Linked DNA regions of Homo sapiens: region 2 is linked to region 1. Evidence: read pairs that join two places in POLR2A ChIA-PET (ENCODE). Cell type or tissue: CD4-positive, alpha-beta T cell. All regions are shown on one strand. Links, peaks and the distances in the headings refer to the core of each region. The heading gives the core; the rest is flanking DNA.

Evidence for each region. Peaks named below come from ENCODE experiments on the same cell type or tissue, not always from the same donor. Only the 100,000 strongest peaks of a DNase experiment are listed, where the experiment ranks them.
Region 2: POLR2A ChIA-PET joins it to region 1 with 16 read pairs; 7 of 35 experiments call an interaction of 5 or more read pairs at or near these places.

Annotation. Positions count from the first base shown.
Region 1 is chr5:76,324,214-76,328,199 of GRCh38, reverse strand. It overlaps SV2C (synaptic vesicle glycoprotein 2C), which reads right to left. Exons shown (of 13, transcript NM_014979.4): 13 at 1-2,836. The coding sequence ends at 2,653. Among named protein-coding and RNA genes, the nearest start is that of SV2C-AS2, 15 kb to the right of the region's middle. RefSeq lists an enhancer at 2,269-2,768. In CD4-positive, alpha-beta T cell, for the core only: no CTCF peak of the experiment used is centred there; a DNase peak (open chromatin) is centred at 2,119; H3K27ac peaks cover 2,164 bases.
Region 2 is chr5:76,541,230-76,545,215 of GRCh38, reverse strand. All of the region lies in intron 2 of IQGAP2 (IQ motif containing GTPase activating protein 2), which reads right to left. Among named protein-coding and RNA genes, the nearest start is that of F2RL2, 80 kb to the left of the region's middle. RefSeq lists a silencer at 621-670. In CD4-positive, alpha-beta T cell, for the core only: a CTCF peak has its summit at 711 (motif pointing right); DNase peaks (open chromatin) are centred at 715 and 1,945; H3K4me3 peaks cover 1,683 bases; H3K27ac peaks cover 2,500 bases.

The sequences.
Region 1 (3,986 bases), core at 956-3,455:
ACAACTGAGAGTTTCTGTTTAATATCCTGGCTGTTTCTTAATCTCCAGCTAAATCTGGAGCAAGCTATACAGGCCACACCACATGCTTTGGAAATGATTTGAGCTCTCTTAGAAAATCAAGGTGATGAACAGTCTCAAGGAGGCAGGGAAGAGTGCACAAAAGGTGGGAGAGGTGGTGACCAAGAAGGTTTGTGACCACAGACTGTCCAGGAGATGAGAAAAGATCCCTCTTAGGCCACCAAGGATGCTTGGATTAGGTAACAAGTAGGCCAAGAACGGTCCTTCTGCAGGGGACACGGATGGCAGGTCTCATGAAGTAAGGTTTTGCTGGTTTATCCTATGCTGACCCAACCCAGTGTTCAAATAAAATTCTGAATAACTGTGCTCTGCAGCTTGGGAGATGTTTTATGCATTTAGACCCCAGAGCAGACATTAGAGATATTTTGAAAAGTAAAGGTAGTCTAGTTAGCAAAGTGAACTATCACAGAGGACTAGAGACAGCGATGCCCATGTACATTTCTATTTTTCTTTTGATGGGTTGATGGAGATGCACTCCTGGCTTTTGCAGTTATTTCTGCACATGCTGCATTCAACTAAAAGACCTGCTCAGGTCCCCAAATGTCTTTTTAAAGAAGACAAATCAGGGAGAGATAGGTGGGAAAATGGGTACATGTGGAAGAAGAAAAACATACAGGGTACTTTCTTGGGTTGTTTGACTGCTGTCTTTGTTCTCCAATAAAATGATAGGAGGCAGAAGTGAGAGAAAGTTGTTTCTTTCCCTGTGCGGTTGGTATCTTTCAAATGCATCTTGTCTAGCCTTCAGTGATTTTTCTTCTTCCTGCCACCTTTGCAGTTTTTGGTTCGGGTTTTCCTGATGTTCTAGCCCTGATCACAGACCCCCAGGGAACCACCCTCTTCCCACTGCCCCCAACACCAGTCTTCCCCCCTCTGCAGACCTGAATTACTTCAAGGGGAAGTCGATTAATGGCTTATGTTAATGAAAGAAGCTTTTCACTTAGTCTGAGCTCTGCGAGGGATCATTAGGAAGGGGAGGGGGAGGCAGGGGGGCCTCAGGGGAGTTAGGACATCTCTGAAAATAATGATCAGTGGAAACAAAAGCTTTCCCTTCCTGGAGGCCCCAAGCTATGGCTTGCCTGAAAATGCCTATAATAAGTAACAAGAATAAACCTCTATCGAGGCAGTTAAAAAAGGAATATTGTTTAAATATGGGATTTATTCCTGGCTTCTGGTCATTGGCTGCAAGTCTACAAGGAAGGTTCAGATTTCAAAGAAGAGGTGTAAAAAGGACGAGCCTGGGGGAAGGGGAGCCTGAGAGGCGAGAAGGTCATGTAGCTGACAGCGGGCCCGTGGGAATGTCCTGGCTGACCTCTTTCTTCCAAGCCCAGGCAGATTCCAGAGGTAAAATGAGCAGTCAAACAACCACAGGGAGATGGTCTGTCTGTGAGAGGGGCCCTCAGGAGTGCAGGCGGGCTGTGATTTTACAGGGAGCCAGGAGCGCATTGAGCAGTGGGCCAGCCCTGGGGAAGCTAGAGGGACAAACCCTCTTTGCTGATGCCAGCTGGGAAGCTGAATGTCAACTGCGGGCCAGGTGGGGTGGGGGTCCTGGCGGGCCAGTCCCACAGCAAAGAGGTACTGGAAAGAGGTACCATTTTGTATTTCCAAATGGCTCTGGGTGTGAATTTCTTCCTAATTTGCAATTTACAATTTAGCTATCCACTGGCAATCTCTAGACTAGAGACAGTGTGGGTAAGTGGCAGAATCAGGTAGGCAGACAGTTTTTAAGAAGCAGCTTTCTTTCCCTGAATCTGCTGTCTGGCAAGACCAAGGGCAGCTGAAGGAGTGGGAGTGGTAAATGGAGGCAGAAGCTCTCTCTCGGATCTCTGATTTTCAAACATTCTGAACCACATGCCACAGTCACAGATACTGTTACAGTTCTTTTTCCTCACACTTTTCAGAGGTTTAATTGGGCTTTCTGACAGAAATCTTGCTTATGCAGCACACTCAGATTTTTGCTGCTAATTGCAGAGCTTTTATTTTTCTTGTCAGCGGTCACCTTAATTGTCTTGCCCCAAAGAGCCCCACCCAGCCCTGTTTGGTGCCACATGGTTTTCTTTGAAAGGCTCTGCTATAACAGTGAGAATTACTGGGTGTCCTTTTCTAAGTAAACAGGAAATATCACTCTGTTAGAAAAAAAAAAAAAAAGAATCCCTCTTCTCAGCACAAATGCAATAATGTGCCGACTTATATTTCCTGTTAATGTTAAATTAGGAGCAGGATCTATTTCTTACACCAGCCCAGTCTTCTTAGCTTCTAAACTTTCAATGAGCAGAACCCCAGGGAAGCCTGGCTGCCTAGGGCATTTTAGAAATGCTTCCACTGATTTGCGGGAGGCAGTAGCATCACAGTTTGGAAAGATAACAATGCATTCAAACAAAACAAAACAAACAAACAACCTGTGCAAAATCACAAAGGGGCAAGATGATATGCTTCTAAATTTTAAGTCACAGCACGTGTTTATGTTCTGATACTTGATCACCTTTCTATATAGGAAAACTCTGAAGCCTTGAGTCAGGAAGGAGAATTGACCCAGGGCAGGAGGAAGAAACGCAGGAAGGATGGCTTTTTTTCCCATTACATCAGAACCTGGGTTCGTGTGTCAGGCAGGCACAGCCCAACGAGTCCTCCACACACGAGCACAGTAGAAGCCAGCAGGATGGGGATTGATTTGGTGATGCTGACCAGAGAGCCAAATATTAAGTTTCCCAGGACGGCTGCTGCCTTGCATAGCGCATTTAAGAAGCCAAAGCCTGTTGCCCTGCAAAGGAAAGAGACATGAACAAGGTTGAGAAAATGCCTCCCCATGATTCCAACTTTAGACCAAAAGATCCTAGATTTTCAATGATCTTCCCTCAGATTGTGTTGTATATCAGTGGAGCAAATCAATGCTTGTTAGCAAATCTGGGAGTAGAGAATCCTAGCTGTTGGTATTGTTCCTCCAGCCCTCTGTTGACTTTCTTACCATAGCTTCCATTGACTCTTACTCTGCCTGTAAGTCCCAATGTATTGTGAACAGAAAGAGAGAAAAAATTGTAGGGAGTACGAAACATCTCTAGTGGTTTAACGTTGTTGGAAGGAAGGGTCTTTTTCATTTTTATAGAGATTAGGTCTTGCTCGGTTGCCCAGGCTGGAGTGCAGTGGCATAGTAATAGTTCACTGCAGCCTCAAACTCCTGGGCTCAAGCAATCTTCCCACCTCAGCCTCCTGAGTAGCTAGGACTACAGGTGCACACCACCATACACAGCTAATTTTTATTTTTATTTTTGTAGAGATAGGGTCTTGCTATGTTGCCCAGGTGAGTACACTGGTACAATGATAACTCACTGCAGCCTCCACTTCGCAGGTTCAAGTGATCCTCCTACCTCAGCCTCCTGAGTTGCTACTTGGGACTACAAGTGTGTACTGCCATGCTCAGCTATTTTTTTTTTTTAAATATTTGTAGAGATGGGGGTGTCCTCCTGCGTTGCCCTGGCTGGTCTCAAACTCCTGGGCTTAAGCAATCCTCTTGTCTTGGCCTCCCAAAGTGCTGGGATTACAGGCATGAGCCACTATACCCTGCAGGAAGGGTCTCTTAAAACAAACTTTAATCCTCCTCTATCCAAACTCTTCTCTCAGGAACAAAACAGGCATAAAGCGCAGTTCATTAGAGAGAGGCAGGTCACCTCTGCTCAGTGTGGGAAAAGCTGGGTTACCTCCTCTTATCCCAGGCAAAGGGTGGAGAGGGTGATATAGAAAAATTGAGCAGTTTCTCATCTCTTTACAAGAGTGACTTGTTATTTTGTTTTGTAAATTCCCATAATTTCAGAAACATCTATGTTTAAATGGAAATTTAAATTTCATTCCAAAGTTAAAATGTATGGCAGGCTGAGCAGGGTGTCTTACACCTGTAATCCCAGCACTTTGGGAGG
Region 2 (3,986 bases), core at 589-3,088, 220 kb before region 1:
CCTTGTGTTTAACAAGATTGAAAGGCTGCAGGAAATCATCATTAATAAGAAATATTTAATCATATCGCTATTGTATACACATCCATGTTACACAACAGTGTAACAATTGTATAGTTTTATATACATAGTTATGTGTATATATGTATGTATATGTAGAGATAACTATATAGAAGAAAACTATAGATATGTATATATGTACTGTATACAACTACATATGTATATATTTACATATAGTACATATATACATATATACTGTATATAACTACATATATACTGTAGACATATATATGTACTGTATATAACTACATACATACTGTATAGAACTACATATAGTTCTATCGCTATAGAGTTACCTATAAAGTATGGATAACTATTCAGAAATTATTCCCACTAGGCTACAAAAGAAACTGGCAATAATGTTTACCTTTGGGAAGGGGAACTGGGTGGGAGAAAGATATAATTTTCACTGTCCCCTCCTTTGGGCCTTTTACATTTTGCACCACGTGTATATATGACCAAAAAAAATTAAAGCACTTAATTAAGCAACCACTCACTCTGTACACATAACATTACACAGTAGGCTTAAGAAGTAAAGTGTTCCAATTATACCAGAAGCAGTAAAAATCTGACCAAGTTCTCTCTAAGCTGCATCCTGGTGTGCCTTAGCTAGATCCATCTCCACCCAGCACAACCACAGGCAGCTCACAAGGTGGCAGCATTTGCTGCTGTGCTTGGCTATATGTCCTTGATTTTATATGTAGGTTAATAATCAATTAGAGCCCTGCCACCCAGAATATCCTCCTAGGCCCCAAGTCGGCTGGGAACTGCTCTCTCTGTCAAGTGGCCCTGTCCTTGAGTCTCAGTGCTTCTTGGCTCTGAGGATTGTAGACTCTCTTGTGAACCATCGTGGGCTGTAGGAACCCCTGGGGGATTCAGGGTCTTTACTCCTTGACAAAGAAGGCATGTTAAAAATTGTTTCAAATGAAGGTTCTTATCTTAGAAGTCAGTTTATTTACTGTCTGCCAGCTTTTTGGTCAGAGCAGCAGACATTTGGGGTGCCATGGCCATGGGAACAGGAAGATGATGAGAGGAACAGGCTGCCAGGAAAGCGTGGCTTTGGACTGGCTAGAAAGTGATGCCTACCAGGACCCATTCCTACAGCATGTTCAGGAATGGGGCATCTTAACTGCTATCCACAGTAAATTCTCACTCAGAAAGACTTGCAGGCGCTTAGGAGTTTCCAGACAGATAGTTAAGTACCATTTCACCTGCCTAACAATTTCATTATTGTTCTGTATTGACATAGACATCAGAAATAGAGAAAACTTCTTTCTGCGGCACACCCTAATGGGGGGAAATGTAAGTCAACCTGACAAAACAAAAACAAAAACAAAAAACAAAAAACCTCGTCCCATCTACCTTGAGAAATAAAAGACAAGTGGAGCTTTTAGGAGGGAGGGGCAAGATGAAGCCAGGAAACAAACTGTTACAAAATAAGAAAATACAAGTCCAAACTCACAACTGACTACTATGCCCAGTCAGGAAAAAGAAGACAGATAAGAAGAGATTGATGGATGCAAAAAGAAACTGGCTGAGAAGCAGAAGACAAACACATGCACCACAGGTTTCCCTGACAGGAAGCACAAATCATTGGTACTGACTTGGTGACAACGAGGTTCCCAGCTCCATCTCCTGGGCAAATGATCAACAGCTCCTCAGAGAAACATGCTGGAGGGCCGTGATGCCTGAGAGTGAAGGCAAGGAGGCCGGTCCACCTAGGCTCTGAGGCCCGCTTGCACATTTACGTCCCTCCAACCATCATCAAGCACTGGCTCTTGATCACTGAAATGCTTCACCTTTAATGAAGTCATTAGCGACCACACAGAGAGACGGGCTGAAAACCACAAGGGGTGTCATGCGAAGGTTTGAGGGAACAGGAGCTGGTTATAAGAGAACTCTATTCCACTCTGGCGTTCTTGAGTTTCAGGAAATATGGCTTGAGCAGCAGTACAGCCAGCTCTGTGCAATAACAAATCATGCTGCGAGGGTGTTCTGGGCCGGCTTGGGTTTCACAATGCCTCCATTTCATGGCTGTGACGCAGCTTCACCCTACACCTTCCAGTACTGATTATCTGTAAGACACAGGATCTGAAGCGGCCAATTATCATCTTCACAATCTAAACAGCTACAGCCATTGCTAACTGTATTTCCTGACCACAGACATGAAACATTTGTATTTCTTGTGCCTTAATTCTAGCATATACAAAGACTATTAAATGAATGGGCACACACACAGATATAAAGTCCTTACATATGTGAAAAGATTTCTCTATAACGTAAACAGTGGATACAACTAGCAAGCAGAGGCCTACAATTAGGTGGCAATGACAGAAGAGCCACTCTATGTTAGAATGTGGCAGAGCTAAAAGGGTGTATCTACCTGATGGGCAGATGCAAAACATGATATCCAATTGTTCCAGGTATGAGGAGACAAATTTAATGCAACTTTTAACCAGTAGAAACCAATCTGTTGATAAGACCTGTCCCTCAAGGGGCTCAAGGGATGCAAGGATAAATGAAGAGATTTCAGATTTTATCAGGAAAGAAAGTGTCAGTGGAGGTATTAAGTAGCTAGGTAGAACAGAAGTATTAGTCATATCTAATCACCTCGATTATTTATATAAGTTGGAATAAATCCAAACTAACTTTAGCCTCAGAAAATCCACTCTAACAGGGCGGGCTTGGAAACAGATACCTGCAGGGGTGAGGCCGGTACCGGTAAGGAACGAAGCTGGCTGGGTGGGGGCTGTAAGCAACTTGGCTCTAGCTCACAGCTACTTGTGGAAATGTGGACCACAAGGGCCTGACCTTTGGGATTTCTTGAAAAGTGGAAGATTCAGATTTTTTATGAGTTCTTCTGTTTTTTTAAATGCTCACAACTAACTGAAAAATAGTGGCCGGGCACAGTGGCCCATGCCTGTAATCCCAACACTTTGGGAGGCCAAGGCAGGAGGACTGCTTGTGCCCAGCAGTGTGACACCATCTCTATCAATTTTTTTTTTTAATTAGTATGGCATGGTGTTGCATGCCCATAGTCCCACCTACTCAGAGGGCTGAGGTGGGAGCATTGCTGCAGCCCAAGAGGGTGAGGTTTCAGTGAGCTGTGATTGCACCACTTCATGCTAGTCTGGGTGACAGAACAAGTCGCTGTCTCAAACACATACACACATACACGCACACAAAAAATAAACATTCTGCACGTTGAATCAAATACATCTAAAACTCTTATTACAGTATTTCAAAGGAGATGAAACTATGCTCTGCATGTTCTCATATAAGTGAAGGTTGGCTATGAGTTTATAGCGGGGGAAAGCTGCTCTTTCCAGCATTCTTGAAAAGTAGAGCTTTCTTAATGACAAGCAGGTATATAAAAGTAGAACTGGGACACCAGGGAAATGCACATCAAAACTGTAATGCAATATTACTTTATTAAGATGGCTACTGGTTTTAAAGAAACAGAAAATAACAAATGATGGTGAGGATGATGAGAAGTTGAAACACTTATGAACTGTTAGTGGGAATGTAAGATGGGGCAGCCACTGTGGAAAACAGTTTGGTGGCTCCTCAAAAAGTGAAACGTAGAATTACTTTGTGATCCAGTATAGGTATTATAATATCCCCAAAGAATTAGAAGCAAAGACTCAAATATATACCTGCACCCCATGTTAACTGCAGCATCAGTCATGATCACCAAAACATGGAAACAACTCACGTGCCCAGCAACAGATGAATAGATAAACAAAATGTGGTATATATCCATACAATACAAAGTTATTTGGCCACGAAAAGGAATAAAATTCTGATAAATGCCACACGATGAAACTTGAAGACATGACACTAAGTTAAAAAGTCAGATGGGCACCAAAGGACACATATTCTATGATTCCACTTATATGAGGTATCTAAAGTAGGCAGATCACAGAGGC